Regions from separate parts of the Homo sapiens genome. Here all the other regions are linked to region 5. The links are chromatin contacts, found by Hi-C or POLR2A ChIA-PET in ENCODE. All regions are on one chromosome and are shown on one strand. Each heading gives the region's core, a stretch centred on a gene start or an enhancer-like site at or near the end of the contact. The rest is flanking DNA. Distances are from core to core; before and after follow the strand shown.

Region 1 (3,204 bases), core at 692-3,191, 630 kb after region 5:
GATTACAGGCGTGAGCCACTGTGCCCGGCCGTCAGCTCATCCTTTTTTTTTTTTTTCTTTAAGACTGAATCTGGCTCTGTTGCCCAGGCTGCAGTGTGGCACAGTCTCAGCTCACTGCAACCTGTGCCTCCCGGGTTCAAGCAATTCTCCTGCCTCAGCCTCCTGAGTAGCTGGGATTACAGGCACGTGCCACTGCACTCGGCTAATTTTTTGTAATTTTAGTAGAGACGGGATTTTACCATGTTGGCCAGGCTGGTGTTGAACTCCTGACCTCAGGTAATCCACCCGCCTTGGCCTCCCAAAGTGCTAGGATTATAAGCATGAGCCACTGCGCTCGGCCCAACGGCTGTTCTTATGCTCCACGGAAAGTGAGATGTTTCCTTCAGTTCTAAAGTGGGTTCCTGGGAACAACTTTCTTATTTTCATGACATCTGCTCTTGACTGAACCCTGGGCTGGAAATGGTCTGCAACCTCACTTCATGATTGAAGAGACAATGAACCGTTCTTGTGAGCAGCAGGGTAGGTGACCAATCTACTAGTCTCTTACCAGACTTCTAGGTATCCCTTGGGAAGAGGGCTCTCCAAGCCCCTTATGTTATTTAATGTAATGTGGCATCTTAAAACATCATCTCCCTGGGGAAAAGAGGTCTTGGCTCCCAGTTCTAGCTCTTCTGGGCCTTTGGCTTCTCCTTTCCGTGCCTCACTTTCCCCTTTATACAGGGAGGAGAGCCGGTGGCCCCACAAGGAAACAGAGAGCAGGGAGTTGTTGGGGTGCGGGGTGGGGGCCGTTGAATCAGAACAACTCCAAGGTATGTTCCTAGAGAGGTGGGCAGTCTCAAGCCTCCCAAGCCCACACCTCACCATCCCAAGCTTTCAAGACCGGAAAAGGTAGAGGAGGGAAGAGGGCTTTAAGGATGCCCACTGAACCTCCACCCCCAACTTTCAGCGCCGGAGGCAGTGTTTCCTCACACCTACCCTGGAAAGCCGGAATCCGGAGCCACCCCTTCCCCCACGTCTTCAGCCCCTCCCCCTGCGGCTTCCCCACCGTGGCCCCCTCCCCCCCATTACAGCATCGCTCTGGGCGCCAAGACGGATTCAAGCCAGGGGACTGCTGCAGTCCGCTCTCCGCCTCTCGGCTCCCGCAGCCTGTGTCCGGGCTCCGCAGCCTCCAGCTGTGCTTCGGACAGTCCCTTTCCCCCCACCCCGACCCCGCCATGGCACAATCCCAGGCTCAGGGCCCAGAGGCGGGCGGGCACAGTGGGCACGGGCGGGGGCCCAGCACAGGCGGCAGGTACAGCGGGGCTCTCCCTCCACACTGGGGATGCCTCGGCTGTGCGGACTGTGGGTGGGGGACGCCTGCCAGCGGCTCCGAGGCCGGGCACAGCGCCCCATCCTGGCAGGGGCTGGGGCCGAAGAGGGGGGCTCCCTGACCCCAAGCCAGGAGCTGAGGTCAGGCGGCCGACCGGGAAAGCCCGAAGGAGAGTCTCCTAAGCGGACGGGCCTGGGGGCTGTGTGTGACATTCAGGGCGTGACTGCCCCTCGGCGGGGGGCGAGACCCGGTCCGTGAGGCTGAGCTGGTCCCCGACCGCCCGCCCGCCGCCGGGCTTGGGTCCCTGTACCCAGGTCGGCTGTGCGTGGCCGTGACACTTCGGGTGCCTGTTCCTGGGTCCCCGGGGAGGGGGATCTCATTCCTGCCCCTACGCTGGGCGCCCCCAGCACCGTCGCTCAGCGAGGTGGGCGCTCCTCCGGGACCCCGGCGGCCGCCCGCGGGCGGCGACCTCGGCCCTCCTGGGTCCGCGCGGGGGCGGGGAGCTCGGTCCCCCTCCCTCTTCCTCTCCCTCTCCCTCTCCCTGCTCGGCTGCCCTGCGCGGGGGCGGGGGCGGGGGCGGAGCGCGCGGGCGGGATCCCCCCGCCTCCCCTTCCCGGTCCCCGGGAAATCCAGCCTCCGTGGCTTGGCCGCCTCCCGCTCCCGCGCCCGCTGCCGCTCGGCGCTCGCTTGGGGCTCCGCAGCCGGCGCGGCCCCTCAGCTGGGGGCTCCGCAGTGCCGGGCCCCGGTCCCTGCCCGCCTGCCCAACGCCGCAGCGCCCCCGGCCCGGGCCGCCGGCACCATGTAACCCGGCCGGAGCCCGAGCCGGGCCAGGTAAGCCGCGGGGAGGAGTGGGGACGGGGCCGCGCTCGCGGCTCCCTCTGCAGCGCCCCCCAGGCACGGCCCGGCTGCGGCCCCGGCGCCGCCCACGCCCCGGGCTCCGGCGCTCGGCTCCCGGCCCCGGGAGGGGGGAGGGGCTGGGCCTCCTCAGCTGCCCCCGCTCCTGCCCCGGCCTGGCTGCCCGCGGGCCCGACCCGAGGGGCGGGCAGGGGACCACGCGGACCGCGGACCCACGCTCCCGGTCAGGGCCGCGGGGACAGGCCAGCCCCGGCCCAGCCCTCGCCCGGCTGGAGGCTCGGGTCTGGGAGGGAGTAGCCAGCTGGTTGTGGGGGAAGTCGTGGTGCTGGGGAGATCCGGAGAGAAGTTTCCTCTGCAGGTGTGTGAATGTGAGTGCGTGTCGCTGTGTGTCTGTGCCGAGTGTGTCACTGTGTGGGTCTGTGGGCGATTGTGTGTGCCGGTGAGTGTATGCCGTGAGTGTGTGCGTGTGTCACTGTGGGCGAGAGTGTGTGTGCATGTTAGTGGGTGTATGCAGCGTGAGTGTGGAGGGTGGTACTGTGTATGCATCTGTGGACATGTGAGTGAATGAGTGTGTGTTGTCCCCATGTGTGCCTGTGTGTGTCTGTGAGTGTGTGAATGGATGTGTGTGCCGGCGTGACTGTCTCTGTGAGTGGGTCCCGGTATCTGCCCTGTGTGACTGTGTGTGTGTGTGTGTGCGTGTGCGCGCGCGTGCGTTGGCTGTGTGAGAGAGAGTGTATCTGAGCGCGGTTCACTCTGAATCACCCACACCTGGGCTCTGTCCCCCCCACTGTCCCCCCATTCCTGGTGGGATATGGGACAGGGAGATGAGACTTTTCCGAGGTCAGATCATTCCCCACTTCTCTGGGGACCCCTGACCCTTGATTCAGGCAAGAGCTTTGTGGCACTCCCCAGCTTGGTCTCTACCTTCACCTACCTCAGGGGGTGCCCTCTGGGATGTTGCTGGTCGTGTCCTTCCTGCATGCTAAGGCCCCTGGTGGGTGGGAGGGGGGATCTGGGGCGAGCTGGAGTATGTGCCTGCG
Region 2 (3,447 bases), core at 1-2,500, 830 kb before region 5:
ACATTAATTTCCTTCTCTGAGCACTGGCTTCCTCAGCTGTAAACAGCCTCCTACCTAATACTGTCTCAAGTGCTCCATGCAGAGTGTGGCACAACGGTGGGAGCTGTCCTGATTACTCTTGTTAGTCAGCCCTATCAGCAGCTCAGTGGGCACCAGGCATTCAGAGACAAAGGACACAGGTAGAGGCAGCCAGACTTCACTCATATCAGCTCTTGTGTCCTGGCACTGCCTATGTGGAGATGACAAATGCACATACACACAAGTGGCCACACACCCTAGGAAAACCCAGCAGTGCACACAAGCTTAGACACGTGTGCCCACACATGGATATAGAGTGACCCAGGGGACAGCTGGAAAGACAGCCAAGAGTTAGACATCATAAGCAGCAAACACCCTGACTCACACCTCTGGGACAAGGGAGTGGGGCTACGGCCGCTGGTGCTGCTGCCACTGAGCCCTTCTAGCTGCTTCTGCATGCCAAGGGAGGGAAGCCAGGCTCTTAGAGGGCCCCAGTGAGTCACTTGCCTGATGCAATCCCTTTAAAGGGCTCATCTGCTGGTGCAAGAAGCTGATTCATGGAGGGCGTGGTTGCTGGAGGAGGAGGAGAAAGGGACCGAAACTGCAGCAGGAGGAACTGAGGTTAGATAGCTGTAGTCGCTAATAGGAACGCTTCACTGTAAACCTCCCTGGTCAAGGCTTCAGGGATCTCCAGGTTGAAGGTTGCCATCCTCGGGGTTTCTACAAAGGCGACAGACCTAGAGGGAAATGAATTATGAGCGCTGCGACAGGAATTTCTGTCTTTTATTGAGCCTAACTGCAGGGCTTTCCTCACAGAGTTCCACAAACCGGGAAATGAGGATCAAGGATGAGTCACTTTTCTGATAAATACACTACAATTGGCCGATCTTCCAACCGCTGGGGACTTCAACCTCGGCAGGGGGAGTGTAGGGCCCGCGAGGTTCTGTGGGGTCGGGCGGGGCGGTGCCTCCGTCCCAGCCTCGCCGCAGATATAGATCAGCAGTAAGTACCGCCCCATTAGAGCCTCGGCCTCCAATCGTGTAACAGGTTTCGCCCAGACCCCACCCTGAACCAATCCTCAATCGGACTCTGGCCTCTTGCCTGAAGTCTTCCGCCCATCGTCAAGATGGCGCCCCAATCCGAAAGCCGTGGGGCTGGAGACGCAGGCGGAGGGCGGGGCCCGGGGGGGCGGGGCCGCGGCTAAGGCTGGGGAGGAGGGGGGCGGTGCGTCACTTCCGTTGTCAGGTGGCGGCGCCGCAGCCATGGAGGGAGGCGGCGGCGGCGGCGGCGGCGGCTCGGGTGGCTGCGCTGGGAGGCGGCGGTGAGAGGCTCGCACGCCTCCAGCCCGGCCCCGGCCCCCCGGGAGGGAGAGCCGAGCAGCCCCGGCTCTGGGCTACGGACTATGGGCGAATAGCTCTGACCACCCGGCGAAGGTGAGGGCAGGGGTCCAGGAGCGGGGAGCCGGGTGGGGGTTGCGGGTAGGCGGGGCGGGCCCCGGCGGCCGCGGCGGTGGAATCGGAGTGACAGCCTGAAGCCATCTGAGTGCAGCAGAAATGGCCCCGGCGAATGCCCCCTCCTCCGCTGGGGCTCTGCCCTTCCCCGGCGGCAGGGGCGAGGGCTGCCTCGCGCCGGGTACCGGGAGGCCGCGGGAGCTTCAGTCCCCGCCGCAGCTCTGGGAAGTGGGCACTGCCAGCTTTGCCTAGAGTCACCCAGCCAGTGAGTGAAGCAACCGGCGTGTGAATCCAGCCAGATCTTTCCAAAAAGACACCTTCTGCCTCTCCGTGTTTCCCTCCTAATCCCGAGGGTGACTTGATAGTTAGAACGAGTCCCCAGGGAGGGCCAGCCAGGGCTTCCTCCAAGAGCCCTCACTCTGGCACGGGCGCTACCGCTGCTGGGGAATTTTCATATCCCGGGCGGCGTTCAGGTACGAGTCACAGCTACCTGCTTGCCAAGGCCACGTTTGGCCGGCCTTTTCCAAGGAGAGCTTGCTGTGGTCAGTGTTTCACCTGCCGAGCCGGTCAGGCCCGCCCATTCCCACGCCACTTGGCCCCGCCTTCCAGCCAGTTAGGTAGGGACATTCGGATTCCTGATGCCGAGTTTTCTGCCCACCCCAATCCCCAGGTTTGAAGCCCTTTTGTTAGCGGAAGGAAGAGATGACAGCCGCCCTCTGTGTGGCAGGATAGACTTTGCTCTGTTTTAAGTCACTGGAGGAAACCGGTTGGCTTTGCTTTGGTTTTGAGAACCAGTGGGGAAGAGGGTAGGCATACTGGGCTGGGCGCCTTTCCCTCTTTGAGTAGTTTTGCGTGAGATAAGGAAGAGCAGAATGTGTAATTGTAGGGCCAAAATAATCTTGTTTGTAAACAGTGCCTGTGAGCTCCTTTAGTGCTTCCTAATGGCCGTGCTGTGCAAGTTGTTGGTTGGGTTAATCTAGACAGTCCTCATTCATTCATTCATTCATTTCTCACATGACCACAACAAGAGTCCTTGCCTAGAGGCAAGTGCTAGACAGCATAGTGGTTAAGAGTAGGCTTTGGAGCCAGACTTCCTGAGTTCAAATTCTGGCTCAGCAACTTTCCAGCTGTGTGTACCTGGGCACATTGCTTAGTCTCCCTGTGCCTCAGTGTCTTCGTCTATAAAACAAGGATGATAACAGAGAGAGATATTATGAAGAGTAAAAAGTTAACATGTAAAACATACAACCATGTTTGCCACGTAATAAGAATTCAATAAATGTTATCTATTTTTATTTCAAGGAGCATACAGTCTAATTAAGGGAAATTGACCTGTAAACAAATGGTTGAAATGTGGTCTAAAGAAGCTAGTAGTGGCTGGGCGCCGTGGCTCATGCCTGTAATCCCAACACTTTGGGAAGCCGAGGCGGGCGGATCACCTGAGGTCAGGAGTTCGAGACCAGCCTGGCTAACATGGTGAAACCCCATCTCTACTGAAAATAGAAAAATTAGCTGGGCATGGTGGCACAGGCCTGTAATCCCAGCTACTCGGGAGGCTGAGGCAGGAGAATTGCTTGAACCTATGAGGCAGAGGTTGCAGTGAGCCGAGATCAAGCCAGTGCACTCCAGCCTGAGTAACAGAGTGAGACTCTGTCTCAAAAAAAAAAAAAAAAGAAGAAGAAGAAGCTAATAGCAGCAGCAAGAGAGTACTGTGGGAGCCCAGTGGAGAAAGGGAGAAAGCTGTGAGCTCAGCCTTGGGGGTGGGGTGGGGACGGGAGTGTGCCATGAAAAGGCTTGGCAGAAGTGATGCTGGAGCTGAGTCTAAAAGGAGAGGAGGGGAGGCTTAGCCAGGTGAGAATGAATACTTTGAGAGCGAGATAGACAAATAAACTCATAGTTTATTCCAGAAATCTCAGATTGTTCAATCTAGTGGTATGGAAGTTGATATGGTGCAAGTGAAGCAGTATAGGTTCATGAA
Region 3 (3,146 bases), core at 136-2,635, 670 kb before region 5:
TATGAACATTGGCTCACAAAATACATCTCCCGGCAAAGAACAAACTGAGCCCGATTTGCTCCACAAGTTGTTCATGGCAGGAGCCGGTTTTGGCTATTTAACAAGCTTCTAAATCATAATACACACGTCAGACTGTCTAGAATTACAGAACAGACTACAACAGTACTTCCACAAACGAAAAAAGTCAGGGTCATCTGAAACAGAAGAAAAATAACGGTGTGATACACGCCTCATCTCTCTCGGCGCACACTCTAAAAAAAAAACCTATAAATGATGATATTACTTTTTAACAGTGGCTAAGTGATTTTTATTTTATCTCATTTAGTCTCCACAATAACCCTGTAAAGGGGTCACTGTTACTTACTGCTGTTTTAGTGATAAGAAAACTGAGGCAGCTGGAGATGAAGACTCTTGACCTAAGATCAAAAGATAGCAGGGCCAAGATTTAAACCCAAGCCAACTGGTTCAGGATACTTCTGTTATGCTCCCAACAGAAGCTTCACTGCCTCTCTCTTGCCAGGTCCTTCTATACTCTCAGAGGCTTTCCCTTCACCCCAAGTAACAAATTCCCCATAAACACTGTACTGCCACTGATGGCTTCCAACTTCTGTGCACCATTGCTGCTCCCCAGCTTCTGCTGCCATGCTCCACCCCTAAGATTTGTAAAGTCAAAGACAACAGTTGATAAAAGTTGCTTAGGTGCTAAGAGAAGCAAAATAATTCACCTCATATAAGCAGAACTCACGCCGATTGCCACTGGAATGCAAGCCGGCCTCAGCTCCAGCCCAAGAAAAAAGTGAGAACTCTAATATTCCCGTAGGAGACAAATTTGGACTATCCCGTTTTTGGCCACCAGGCTGGAAAGAACGGAAGCGGTACTAACATTTACTGAGTGGCAGCCACATGCGCCCTAGGAGAAGACCGAACCAGGCCAATGGGGACTGGGTGGGGGGAAGGGCACTCGGGAGTTCCGGGAAAAGAAATCCAAATAACGGGGTTCATACGACCAAAACGGGAGGAGTAGGGAGTGGCCGCCCCCAGGCCGACTGCAAGATAAAGCGGCGTAGGAGCTGCTCTGCAGAGAAGGCGACCAAGAGCCTTGGGAGCTAGGCCGGGGCCAGGGGAAGACCTAAAGGGCGGGGAAGGGGAGGAGCCGGAGGGAACGGAGCCCGCTCAGAAGAGGCCAGGGTGTAAGCTGGGGGGAGCGACTCCACGCCAGGCCTTCCCCGAGCCCCTGACCAGCAGCTGGGGAAAAAAGATAAGAGACGAAACCACTAGAGCCGGTTAAGCTGCCCTAACTTCCATCAGAGGCGCTCACTCACCTGGGCCTACCACAGAGATCGCAGCTGCAGCTCGCAACGGAACAACCAGCCCGAACCTCGCCCCCGCCCCACAGCGCGCCCAGCGTCTCCGCTCTCCGACGACGGCGACGGCGTAGACCCGCTGCCTCCTGGGAAATGTAGTCCTACGCCCTCCTCTCCTGGCCGACTTGGCTGCCATCAGAACTACGTTTCCCAAAAGACAAGGCGAGCGTTGGGCCCGCCGCTTTGCGTCACGCGCTCGGTTGTCGGCGGTCACGTGGGTTGCTCGGGGCCGTCCCCTCCCCCCGCCTGGGTGGCCTGGAGATGGAGGAGGGCGGTGGACGGAAGGGGCGGGGGCGTTGCTGACGCCACTGCCCCCACCATTTTGGAACCAGCCTGGAGGGAGAGTCTGAGCCCCACCCACTCCGGGCCAGCTTGCCTTGTTGAAAAGCTTCCGAGTTGGAAGTCGAGTCTCCCTGTTTTTGGTCTCTGCTGCGCTCCCTTCCGCTTTGTGACCTTGAGCAAATTCATCCCTCCTCTCTAAACTTGTTTCCTCCCCTGTGAAATGAGACTTGTAATTTCTACCCCACAGCGATGTTGCCAGGCTCCGACAAAGTAAGGCACAGGAAAGCCTCAAGCACCCTGAAAGCGCAACGCAAATGGAGGGGTTGGTTTGGTTTCGTTTTTTTAATTTTAATTGTGTGACCTCATTCGGAGACCCAGAAACCGCCTCTCCCCAGCCTGCCTTCTGTAACTATGATTTTCTGACTGTCGTCCTGGGAAGTTTGTTAAAATGGGTGCTACTGGGGTATTGAACCAAAAGTTTACCGGGGAGTGTCTCCCTGCAGTCTACATTTTAAACCGATCTCTCGGGTGATTCTTACCCACCTACAAATTTGAGAATCTCTGCGTTTATCAGTTTTGCACAGGCTGGTTTCCTCCGGAATTTCTGCTCTAGTGTCTCTGAACATTTAAGACCCATCTCATAGGTCATCTGTGATGCTTTCAAAGTTGACTAGCTCCTCCCTATGCCTGTGTTCCCACAGTAAGTTTGCATCTTACTCTGTAAGTATCGGGGCCTTCCCCGACAAGACTGTGAGCTCTTTGAGAGCCGAGATCAGTTTTGATGGATTTCTGCACCTCCAGAGAAAAGTAGACACAGTACACATCAATTAATAAAGAAATCTAATGCTCTTCCTAAGAGAAAAGCTGCAAGGCTCAACTCAAGTAGCAGACCACGCCACATCAGCCCTTGCCCTTAGTGGCTTCGGCAGCATTCCTTGCACACGGCTTACTCTTTCTTCCTTCTTTGAGCACTTCTTGTGGTCGACGTACTGCGCAGTGCTTCTTAAAACGTTCTAATTTAATTGATTTTATTTTTATTTATTTATTTATTTATTTATTGAGATTCTCCCTATGTCGCCCAGGCTGGAGGGCAGTGGTGCGATTTTGGGTCACTGCAACATCTGCCTCCCAGGTTCAAGCGATTCTCCTGCCTAAGCCTCCTGAGTAGCTGATTTTACGGGCATATGCCACCACCCGGCTAATTTTTCTACTTTTTGTGGAGACGGGGTTTCGCCACGTTGGCCAAGCTGGTATCAGACTCCTGACCTCAAGTGATCCACCTGCCTCGGCCTTCCAAAGTGCTGGGATTACAGGCGTGAGCCACGGGGCTGAACCAATGTAATTTTAAATTCAAAGATTTTCTGGGTGTCTACTGTATACAATGCCCAGTGTAAAATACTGGGAACACGGTAGTAAACTAGATGGATACCAAAATACATAATTTTGGCTCCCCTTTTAAGAAATACAGGCATAGGCCGGGCGCGGTGGCTCACGCCGGTA
Region 4 (3,388 bases), core at 492-2,991, 530 kb before region 5:
GGCTCAAGTGGACTCTCCCAAAGCGCTGGGATTACAGTTGTGGCTACGGCACCCAGCCTCTACTCATGTTTCAGAGTTACCACATCTAAAATGACCTCAAATCAGTTTCTCACTCCCATTCACTTTCGTGGGCCTGGGAAGCCTTAGGATCTCAGCAATGGGATTTTCAGCAATTCTTTATTCCAAGTCAGTCCTGCTGCTTTCTATTTTATGTATTTATTTATTATGAGCCTACATCATGGTTTGATCTTCTGATTTCTGAAAGAAAACTTCCATCCCCTTGTGGCTGCCATCCTTGCAGCTCCAGTCTTTTTGTTTTTGTTTTGTTTTTCTTTTTTATAGACAGGATCTTGCCATGTTGCCCAGGCTAGTCTCGAACTCCTGGACTTAAGCGATGATCCTTCCACCTCAGTCTCTGGAGTAGCTGGGATTATAGGTGTGCGCCACCATACCCAGATTGAAAATGATAGTTTCTGGATCCAGATCTCCTCCTACTTCACTTCTCTGGAGCACACCACCAGTGATCAGTGTCTTCATTTTGAAATTCTTTTCCTAGGTTTCGTTGATAGCCACTCCTGCTTCTCCTCCTATCAAACTGTTTCCTTCCCTAATCCCCTTCCCTCCCTCCCTCCCTCTTAATTACCGGTGTTCTCCAGGGTTCTGACCATGGCCCTTTCTTCTTACTATGCTACCTGCTCTCCAAGAAGATTCACCTCCTCTGCTTGACCTCACACCTGCTACCTGAGCCGGGATCTGAGCCCACAAGGGAAGGGAAGTTAGTTTTACAGGCGAGACAGCGCATGCAAACGCCTGGCCTAGAGGAATCATGGTGTGAGGAACCGAAGAGCAGAAAGCAAGGCCAAGGCTGGCGGAAAACGAAACTGCAGACGTGTGGGAGGGCCGGACCACGTCGGACACGTTAAGGAATGTGGCTCTGTACTAAGGGTAATGGGAAATCACAGCAGGGTTTTAGGCAGGGGAGGACGCGATTAGAGTCAGGCTTCCAAAGCACGCCTTGCGGGGTGGAGAACGGGCTGGTGGTATACTGACTCTAGAGAACCGGGAAAAAGAGGTCAAGTCGGCAAGGGTGGACAGACAGTCCCCGACTTAGGATGGTTCAACTTAAGTTTTTTTCGGCTTTCTGATAACGCTGATACGCATTCATAGGCTCCTCGACGTCCGATGGGGCTGCGTCCAGATAAAACGGTCGTCTAAGCTGAAAGCGCACTTTCCACTTCAGGTATTTTCAACTTACGATGGGTTTATCCACACCCTGCACGGTTGAGGCCCCGGTGCTGCCACGCCCCGAGCACGGGATGTTCGGGGCGAGACGTCTATAAGGCCGGAGATCGCACTGGCACTCGCTGAGCTCAAGCTGTCTGCGGGTCATCCGGCTCTGGCCCCGGTGCCCTCGGCAGCCTCATCCCCGCGCACCCCCGACCCGTCGCCCCCGGAGGCTCCGCGCCCCTTCGGCCTCCCTCCCGCACGGCCTCTGACTTGCGCCCGGCCCCGCCCACCTGTCCGCTCACTCCCGGGCGTGCCGGGGTCCGGCTCCAGACTCTGGACATGACGCAGGACTGACGTCAGGTCGACGGTGTCGTGGGCCTCGTAGAAGGAGCCCACGCAGTCCCCGAGCAGCGCGCCAGCCAGGCAGCCTCGGAAGCGCGAGAGGGAGCGGGCCGCGCCAGCCCCTCCACCTGCCGCTGCCGCCATCGCCGCTGCGGCCATCCGCGCGCAGACTGCTCGCCACTTCCGGTGCCGCCCTCACAGTTTCCCTACTTCCGTCCGCAGCGCTCCCTGGGGCCTAGAGTTTCCACTCCGCCGCCAGGCCCACAGCGCCGCCCAGCGGCCCGGAGTCGCGGCGCCGCGCACTTCCCGCCAGCCTGTGCTTTGAGTCTCGGTTTTCCGCTCCTCACCACTGGGCTAACTGGGTGGGAAGGCCACTATGGGGTCTCCGGGGGATGGGCACTGAGCCAGACCATTGGATCACTGCAGCCCACACTGCCTTCCGCAGGCGAGCAACCCTAACTCCGCACCCCCAGCCGGCCCTCCCCACCGAGGCCGGGACCACCCCCAAGCCCTCCCACCGGGCCCTTGCCCCCTGTGGGCCTCCCTTAAGCATCAGGAGGGCGGACCAGGGGCCAACTGGGACACAGCCAGGTAGAGGCCGCGCTGCTGCAGCCCAGGAGTGCTGACCCAGCCCAGAGAGGGGTGCCCTGAGGGGAGGGAAAGAACTGGATTTGGTACATGGAGTTCGGAGGAATAGTGTTCCCCATCTTTGCTCCTCCATAGACAGGAGGGTGTTCAAGAACCCTCTCCCTGCTGGCTACATACAGTGGGGCAGAGAACAGCCGGCCTGAGATCCTCTGCATTTATTCCATTCATTTCTCTCCTCCCTCCTTCCATTGCCCACCCAACCCTGCCCTCCTCCTGCAGTCCTCCAAGGCTAGGCCAGCTCCAGCTGGCAGCTTTTGAGTGGACTCAGGGTGCTATTTGTGGTACGTGTGAAGGTGTCCACCTCAGGCACGAACCTCTCAGCAGGCACGGTCAGCTTGCGCCGTGTGTCCATGCACTTGGTGTCCAGCAGCATGGAGTTGGCCTTGCAGGCAATGTCAGCCTGCAGCCGGGCCAGGTGCTTGCACAGGGCGTCCAGTGCGTCCCTAGGGAAGGACATTGACAACCCCCCAGCCCCCATGAGGCTGGGAGGCCTGGGCTGCGTGCATAGCCTTCAGTCAGGAAGACAGCCCCAGGGAGCCAGCAGCCAGCAAGAGGCCCCATTTGTGGGCAGCGTCTCACTGCTCCTTCCGCCCACTCCCGAGACCTACTGTGCTTGCGCCAGCTTCTGCTTCAGGGCAGCGATGGTTGCCTCTAGCTGGTGAACCTCGTCGGTGAGGCCGTACTGTGCCTGGAGGCAGAGGGGTTGGGAGTTCCAAGTCAGCCACACTGTCCTTTACCTGAGTGCTGCCCCTTGACAGCAGTGCCCTTGCTCCATCAGGAATATGAGAAAACCTTGGCTAGGGGGCCCGTGCGCCACTGGGACACCCTCTCACCTGGTCCCGGCAGAGTTCCACGTTGGGCCGGTAGGTTCTGGCCTCTAGCCGGGTATGGGACAGCTTCAGGCTCAGGAGCTTTGTGCGCAGATCCTCCTCCAGGTGCCGGATGTCCTCCTGCAGCTCAGCGATCTCCTCCAAGGTCTGCAGGGGACAGAGTGACTGGTTTCCACCTGCTGGACTCACGTGCATGCCTGGTCCAGTGCCTCCTGGCGGGGGCATGCGGCTTCTCATCCCACAGCAGGAAGTCCAGGCCCCTGGAGATGCTCACATTCTTCTCTTGCCACTTGAGCTCACTGTACACTTTCTCCATCTCCCGCAGCCGCTTCCTGAAGGCA
Region 5 (3,361 bases), core at 201-2,700:
GCTGCTGCTCAGCCGGACAGCTCTCCTCACCAGTCTCCTGGGGGTGGGCGGGAGCTGGCCCCACTGCTCAGCTGTCCCCCTGGCACCGGAGGCTGGGTTTTATCTCCCTCCACAGGGACACAGAGGGAGTGAGTGGTGAGGACAGACAGGGAGAAATGGAGACATACATGGGTGAAGTTCGATTATCCGGACTCAGGCTGACATGGGAGAAAAGGACACCCCAGGCTTCCTTTCCCCTCCCTTCTTCAGAGGCAGAGATACGCTTCAGAAGTGAGAATACAAGACGCTCAACAGGGAAGGCTTGGAGGCCCCTTTGGGGACCCCACCCCTCCAGCCAGGGCTCTCAGTCGCCCCCGCAGGCTCCTTGCCTCCTCTCCTTTCCCTCCCTCGGGTAGAGGCTGCAGCAGCAGCAGCAGCGGCGGCGGCAGCAGCAGAATTAACCCCTTGCGCTCCCTCTTCTCGCCCTCCCCGTCCCGCTACCAGCCTGTGGATGCCGGCAGGGGCTGGAGAAGCAAGAGGGGGTCCCGGATAGTTCCCAGGACAACGGAGAATCCAAAAGCCGGATAATCGAAGCAGGGCTGCTGAGATGGGGAGATGAGAAGGGGAGGAGGGTTCCTGGCGGTCACCACCTGTCCCGCCGCAGCCAGGTCACAACACGACATTGATGAAGTCACGACAGGGCGGCGATGAGATCACACTTCACGATGGCGCGGTGATGTCACGGAGAGATCACGTCAAAATCACGACATGGGAGACAGCCCCCAAAGATGACAGGGCAAATTAAAAAAAAAAAAGATATATATTGAAAAGGGCTGTGACAAAATGGAGTCTCGACAGGGCACGATGGTGTCGCGATATGGCGCGATGGAGTCGCGATAGGGTCCCCGGGGTGTGTCGGCATCGATCAGCGCCGGCTCGGAGAGGCCCCGGCTGGGATGCAGGGGAGGGCCCGAAGGGGGCTGAGCTCACCAGGCTGCGGCCCCGAGCGGCGAAGTCTTCTCCCAGCGCGATGCTCCGGGAGCCTCGGGCCGCTGCTCACGCCGCGTTGCCCACTCCTGGCTCCAGGCTGCTGCAGCTCCACCCCCACCCCCGCACCGCTCTTGACGAATCCGCGGCTGCTTCACTCCGGGCTCTGGCCAATGGCAAGTCAGGGTGCTAAGCAGTAGGGGGTGCCGCCGTTGCCGCCATCTTGCTTGTGGGTATTGCCCGAGTCTGGGGGCTGGGGCTCGAGCGAAGGAGGCAAGGTGCAGACTGCCTCTGGAGAGCGGGCGGCGAGAGGCTGGGGGCCCAGATTCCTTCGCTTGTGCGTAGTTTTACCCGCCCAGCACTGCCCCTCCTCCCCCTTGGTCTCGCGGCCGGCATTGCCCTTCCCGGGGGAGGGGCGGGAGGGCTTGGTTAGCATGGAGAGTGTGTTTCCGGGTCGGTCCCGGGGAGGTGGGAGGAGGCGGTGTTTCCGGCCGCCGTCGCTGTCCAGGGAGGCTGAGGCGAGAGGTAGCTGTCCGGGTGGGGAGCCCGCACTACCTTCTTCCTCTTCCTCCTCCTCCTCCGGGTGAGGGGAGCGAAGGTTGGGGGTCCCCGAGCCCATGGACCAGGAGGAGGCGGAGGCCGCCGAGAGCCGGGGCCCCGCTATGTGGCCCTGAGCCCCGGTAGGTGGCCGGGGGCGGCTGGCTGCCAGGCCGAGGACCATGGGCTCAGGGGAGGGGCAAGCGGGACGGGCGATGTCAGCGGCTGCGCTGGCCGGATGTTGGGTCCGGAGGTGGCGCCCCTGGCTCGGCCAGGGCAGCCAGCTGCTTCTGTCCTTGCAGGTGCGCAGCTTGGGTCCCAGGCTGAACCCCGCTTCTCTCGGGCCTGGGCCTAGTCATGCAGCTCCCTCCATCCCCTGAGAGCCAGGCAGACAGCCGGGGTTCGGGGCGCTGCCGTCCTTCTTCCACCTTCGACCTCTGCAGCCTAGTCTTTAGTTGCTGTCTCTGATGTTTGGTCTCTCCACCGAGATAGAAAGTTGGTGCAGAATGAAGAGGGGATGGGGTTGAGCACGATGTGTCCATTATAATGTGAAACCTGCCTCATCCACGATTTTGAAAATTATGCCCCACAGAGGGTCCTGTAGTGGCTGCAGTGAGCACAAAGGTGAAATGAAGGAAGTCAAAATTGATAACCTCTGGCGGGATTCCAGGAACTCTTTGGCTTCTGGTCTCATAGTGGTTGTGTCCAACTGACAGTAGTTGCAGTTAGTGAAGAGCATTAGCTGACTCTCCTTGTGCTCTCTCCTGTGATTAACAGACTGAAAACTAGGAACAAATTGGAAAGACGACCTCCCAGAACAATCTGTTCATTTTTCCAGCTATTTGGAAAACAGTGTCTGCAAATATAAGCAAAGCTATTCATGGCAGTCTGTTCTGTAACTTTCCCAAATATCTGAGACTTTTTAAAAAAGAGCTTTATTCTCGATTACTCATACCAACTGAATAGATTGTTTCAGACGTGCTCCATCGTTGTTCAAACATATCTTATCGCTGTGTACATAAATGGAGTTCCACGTATGTAGTTGACAGACTGAACTGTGATACATCCCCCATCAACCTGAAGTATTAAGTAAACATTACCCCCTGCTCTGTCTGAACAGCTGCTGCAACAGAGAGTGCTTTTATTTTGGGTGTACTTGTAACGCCCTAAATGCCAGAACTATTGTGAGCTTCTCTAGATTTTCATTTGTCAAGTATTGTGGGGGTGTGTGTTCTCTCCCTGGGTTGTTACCCTTTGATTCAGTAACAAACTATTCGGATCTTGGTGATGTGTTGTTGTTCTTGCGTTTGGTCAGCAAGCCTTTAACTGGACCCTAGCAGTGATTTGTGCCCTTAGGCAATTATAGGTTTCAGAGGAATGACTGGTTAGGAGTTCAAATGAAATTAACTCTGCCTTTCTCTTAGACGCAAGATTTATTAGACATGGCACTTCTAATCAGCTTGTTAGTCCAGTGGTGTTTATTACTCCATTTTTCAAAAGCTATTCATTTCTTTTCTGCTTCTCCCACCCACCTGTCAGGCTATTGATGACAGCTGTTGAGTCACCTTGAGTTTTAAATCCTTTTGTGGTAGGCAGAAATGTGTTGGGTAAGATTCATACACACCCATACATGCACACATGCATACTCACTCGTTCCCTCTTGGGAGGCTAGAGAAATTGCTGGATGTACTTTCTAACTTAGGCTCCATTTCATAATCTCTTGAACATGTCTCTGGCCCACACACCTCCTTTCTGCCCCCTGCTCCCTGAAATACAACTACAAAACAACTAGAAATAGGAATGGATGGAAGTGAATGAGAACGATGAAGTCCTTCAGATGCATGTGGTTCTGCAAAAG
Region 6 (3,273 bases), core at 165-2,664, 890 kb before region 5:
ATCTCAAAAAAAAAAAAGTGATGTCTTCTGACATTTAGCTTAGCAGCCAGTGCAAGGTAGAAGAGAGAAAAGAACAGTGATACAGAGGAACATAGCAATGCAGACAGAAAAACAAATGAAGGGATGAATGTAAGAAAGGTGTTGGAGGAAAAAGCATAATATGATGACTGATAAAAGACCCTGGGAAACAGATTTGGAAGCCAAGGCCCAAGTTTCAAGTTTGAGTAGCTGGAGGGAAAGATAATTAGTAGGTTTTGGAAGTACTGAAATTTACAGAAATGGTTGTTCATCAGAGTAAAAATATACAGCAGATGGCAAAAAGTAATCCTGGAGCTTAAGATGGAGGTAAGGAAGGGAGTCGCTGCCCTCAAAGAGAAATGGTTGGGGCCGGGCGTGATAGCTCACGCCTGTAATCTCAGCACTTTGGGAGGCCCAGGCGGGCAGATCACCTGAGGTCAGGAGTTCCAGACCAGCCTGGCCAACATGGTGAAACCCCGTCTCTACTAAAAATACAAAAATTAGCCGGGCATGGTGGCGGGCGCCTGTAATCCCAGCTACTCGGGAGGCTGAGGCAGGAGAATCGCTTGAACCCTGAAGGCGGAAGTTGCAATGAGCCGAGATGGCGCCACTGCACTCCAGCCTGAGCGACAAGGGCAAAATCCGTCTCAAAAAAAAAAAAAAAAGAAAAAAGAAATGGTTGGGAGGCCTTCGGAACAGCGTCGAGGAGGGAACTTCCCAGAGCCCCCAGGCGCATCCTCTGGGAACTGGACACACGGGGACGGACGGGACTGGTTTGCTTCATGGAGTATGAAACCAGGAGGGGCTTCACTTCAAGTAAACTTTTGGGAGGCGATGCAAACGACTCAGGACTTCTGATCCTTCCCTCGTCTAAAAGAAAAGTCAGTTACCATTTTTATTGAGTGCTTTCGGGGCCTTTCCATGATCTGACTGATTCCTCTCAGCCGCCCTGTGATGTGAGTGCCAGCTCCATGTTACGTAAGAGGAAGCCAAGGCTCAAACCCTGCCCGAAGTCACACAGCAAGAAATCACGAGCCGTGATTCCAACCCAGGTCCGTCTGACCCGAGCCTGCTCTAATGCCGTTCTGCCTGGGCTTTCCTCTGTTATAGGAACCTGAGGCCCCGCGCCAGCGGCCGGGGTCCCAAGCGCCGGGCTGGCTGTGTCGAGACCACCCCCAGCCCTGGCCCGGCCCTCGCCCTTTCGAGGGAAACCTACTCTCAGAAGCACAGCTCCCCAGCCGCGCCCAACGCCGCGCCGGCCTCTGGCTCGGACCAATCCCCCCGGGACGGTCCACCACCCAGACCAATTAGCTCCCGTCTTCAGGGCACCTCCCACCAAACCGCCTTCTGATTGGCTCGCTCTTCCCGTCACGGCGTTGCCCCAGCAACCGGACTATTGGGACGCTGCGGCCTGGCCTTCAGGCCACTGGCTACCGAACCCCGGGGCTCTTCACCAGTCCAGCTCGTTTCCAGCACCATGTCGGTGCGGACGCTACCGCTGCTCTTCTTGAACTTGGGCGGGGAGATGCTTTACATCCTCGACCAACGGCTGCGGGCCCAGAACATCCCGGGAGACAAGGCCCGCAAAGGTGAGAGGCCCCCGGCCCGCTCAGCCAGACCCGCAGCCAGCAGCCCGGCCCTCTCATCATCGCCCTAACACCCACAGCCAGACCCGCACCCCTACACACTTCACTCTTATAACCAGGGACCTTTCTTACAAGCCACATCCATTTGGAGCCCCTCGGGAGTCAAATCCCCCCAAAAGCTTTTTTCACAGCAGAGGAACTTAATACTCCCAGTGGACACTAGGGTGCCTGACCTCCCTAATTTCCCCATCTCTTCAAATGGGAGAGGTGATTTCCCAGTCTCTCTTGTCAATCAGTGCCTTCCAAATGTAGGAGTCCCAGCTGCCCACCATCTAGTATCATACCCCTTGCTAGTCCAAGCATCCTCTTTACCCCCAAGGAACAGGTTCTGATTTTTTTTTTTTTTTTTTTTTTTTTTTTTTTTTGAGACAGGGTCTCGCTCTGTCGCCCAGGCTGGAGTGTGTGGCACGATCTCGGCTCACTGCAACCTCTGCCTCCTGGGTTCCAGCGATTCTCGTGCCTCAGCCTCCCAAGTAGCTGGGATTACAGGCATGCACCACCACACCCAGCTAATTTTTGTATTTTTAGTAGAGATGGGGTTTCACCATGTTTCCCAGGCTGGTCTTCAATTCCTGGACTCAAACGATCTGCCCCCCTCGGCCTCCCAAAGTGCTGGGATTATAGGCGTGAGCCACCGCGTCCAGCCCAGGTTCAGATTCTTAATTTCTTTATGGTAGTATCTTCCCACATAAGCTGGAGATTGGTCTTACTCATCTCAGAAGTATTTCTAGAAATTTGGTGTTCTAAAATAATATAGATAAATATGAAAAAAATAAGAAAGTTATAAATCTCCTCACAAGTGTTGGAGGGGAATACAATTGTGAAAATAATTATATGAGAGCTTCGAAAATGCAAAATCTGCCTCCCATGGACACCACACTAATCCCCAGAAAAATGACGACTCAGAACACTCTGCCACTCTGTTCCTTTTCCTCTTTTCCTCCCTTCTCGGCAAACAACTTGCTTATACCAAATTTCCTAGGATTAAGTATGAAGGAAATATTATATTTCAAAGTGGAGGAGGAAAAGTTGAAAAGGCAATTGACATGGCCGCCAATTAAAACATTCTCTCCATTAATCTTTGTATGCTCAATTGATGTTCAACATACATATTCAGATGCTAAGCATACATATTCAGATATTAACTATTGTGTGTGTGTGACTGAGTGCAAGTCCATGCATAAAGAGCTAAAAATAACTCCCTATAACATACCCCCTCCATTCATTCTGCACATTGCCGCCAATGAGCTTTCTAAAATGTGTATCTGTCCAAACTTGCCCCTGCCTAAAACCCTTTGTCAGCTTTCCACTGCCATCTGGGTTAAGACCAAGTCCTTGCACAGGCCATTTCAGGGCCCTTCCTTATCTGATCTCTGTCTTCCTCTGCAGTCCCTTCTTCCACCACTGCCTGCCTCCTGTTTCCCAATAATACCAAACTGCTCATAGATCTCCGCTTAAACCATGTTTGTTCGTATTTCTGTGCTAGTAATTCCCATCCCTACATTCTTCCCCTTCAATCCTGCATTATTCGGCTTAAGAATCATCTCCTTCAGGAATCCTCCCCATATGCAGAAAGGGCCTGTGCATGCTCTCATAGCAGCCTGTGCTC

The links. A loop is a pair of places that touch in the nucleus more often than their neighbours do. ChIA-PET counts read pairs that join two places held with the same protein, here RNA polymerase II (POLR2A). Pooled maps may share reads with other maps.
Region 1: a loop to region 5 is called in a pooled map, with 3 times the contacts of the local background. The contact joins the promoter of DLGAP3 here to the promoter of KIAA0319L in region 5. A Hi-C loop is called at or near these places in 2 of 50 pooled maps. POLR2A ChIA-PET finds 5 or more read pairs at or near these places in 4 of 52 experiments (BJ, H1, HepG2 and 1 more).
Region 2: a map of CD8-positive, alpha-beta T cell shows a loop between it and region 5 (7-fold over the local background). The contact joins the promoter of STK40 here to the promoter of KIAA0319L in region 5. A Hi-C loop is called at or near these places in 2 of 168 maps with a recorded cell type or tissue (CD8-positive, alpha-beta T cell and lower leg skin), 1 of 37 single-sample maps with no recorded cell type and 9 of 50 pooled maps.
Region 3: a map of CD8-positive, alpha-beta T cell shows a loop between it and region 5 (9-fold over the local background). The contact joins the promoter of THRAP3 here to the promoter of KIAA0319L in region 5. A Hi-C loop is called at or near these places in 2 of 168 maps with a recorded cell type or tissue (CD8-positive, alpha-beta T cell and naive thymus-derived CD4-positive, alpha-beta T cell), 2 of 37 single-sample maps with no recorded cell type and 13 of 50 pooled maps. POLR2A ChIA-PET finds 5 or more read pairs at or near these places in 1 of 52 experiments (CD4-positive, alpha-beta T cell).
Region 4: a loop to region 5 is called in a map of CD8-positive, alpha-beta T cell, with 11 times the contacts of the local background. The contact joins the promoter of ADPRS here to the promoter of KIAA0319L in region 5. A Hi-C loop is called at or near these places in 2 of 168 maps with a recorded cell type or tissue (CD8-positive, alpha-beta T cell and naive thymus-derived CD4-positive, alpha-beta T cell) and 7 of 50 pooled maps. POLR2A ChIA-PET finds 5 or more read pairs at or near these places in 1 of 52 experiments (H1).
Region 6: a pooled map shows a loop between it and region 5 (6-fold over the local background). The contact joins the promoter of OSCP1 here to the promoter of KIAA0319L in region 5. A Hi-C loop is called at or near these places in 1 of 168 maps with a recorded cell type or tissue (gastrocnemius medialis) and 7 of 50 pooled maps. POLR2A ChIA-PET finds 5 or more read pairs at or near these places in 1 of 52 experiments (naive thymus-derived CD8-positive, alpha-beta T cell).

Annotation. Positions count from the first base shown.
Region 1 is chr1:34,928,387-34,931,590 of GRCh38, reverse strand. DLGAP3 (DLG associated protein 3) reads left to right here and starts at 1,941. Exons shown (of 12, transcript NM_001080418.3): 1 at 1,941-2,140. RefSeq lists silencers at 1,333-1,382, 2,363-2,432.
Region 2 is chr1:36,383,727-36,387,173 of GRCh38, reverse strand. It overlaps STK40 (serine/threonine kinase 40), which reads left to right and starts at 1,250. Exons shown (of 11, transcript NM_001282547.2): 1 at 1,250-1,451. It overlaps LOC124904012 (a long non-coding RNA gene), which reads right to left and starts at 983. Exons shown (of 2, transcript XR_007065779.1): 1 at 847-983; 2 at 1-755. RefSeq lists enhancers at 403-772, 803-912, 1-936 and silencers at 1,143-1,522, 1,673-1,742, 2,043-2,092.
Region 3 is chr1:36,222,682-36,225,827 of GRCh38, reverse strand. It overlaps THRAP3 (thyroid hormone receptor associated protein 3), which reads right to left and starts at 1,385. Exons shown (of 12, transcript NM_005119.4): 1 at 1,323-1,385. RefSeq lists enhancers at 939-1,467, 1,299-1,508, 1,468-1,995, 1,909-2,208, 2,419-2,588 and a silencer at 1,639-1,758.
Region 4 is chr1:36,087,245-36,090,632 of GRCh38, reverse strand. ADPRS (ADP-ribosylserine hydrolase) reads right to left here and starts at 1,741. Exons shown (of 6, transcript NM_017825.3): 1 at 1,518-1,741. The coding sequence starts at 1,728. It overlaps TEKT2 (tektin 2), which reads right to left. Exons shown (of 10, transcript NM_014466.3): 7 at 3,322-3,388; 8 at 3,051-3,194; 9 at 2,826-2,905; 10 at 2,358-2,660. The coding sequence ends at 2,447. RefSeq lists enhancers at 1,068-1,652, 1,653-2,238 and silencers at 1,294-1,723, 1,834-1,923.
Region 5 is chr1:35,555,492-35,558,852 of GRCh38, reverse strand. It overlaps KIAA0319L (KIAA0319 like), which reads left to right and starts at 1,450. Exons shown (of 21, transcript NM_024874.5): 1 at 1,450-1,646. It overlaps NCDN (neurochondrin), which reads right to left and starts at 1,054. Exons shown (of 7, transcript NM_014284.3): 1 at 630-1,054. The coding sequence starts at 662. RefSeq lists silencers at 226-435, 1,507-1,646, 1,657-1,756 and enhancers at 1,217-1,276, 566-1,292, 1,293-2,020, 2,821-3,361.
Region 6 is chr1:36,448,592-36,451,864 of GRCh38, reverse strand. It overlaps OSCP1 (organic solute carrier partner 1), which reads left to right and starts at 1,414. Exons shown (of 10, transcript NM_145047.5): 1 at 1,414-1,607. The coding sequence starts at 1,496. It overlaps LOC107984940 (a long non-coding RNA gene), which reads right to left. Exons shown (of 3, transcript XR_001737976.2): 3 at 2,300-2,407. RefSeq lists a silencer at 1,019-1,288.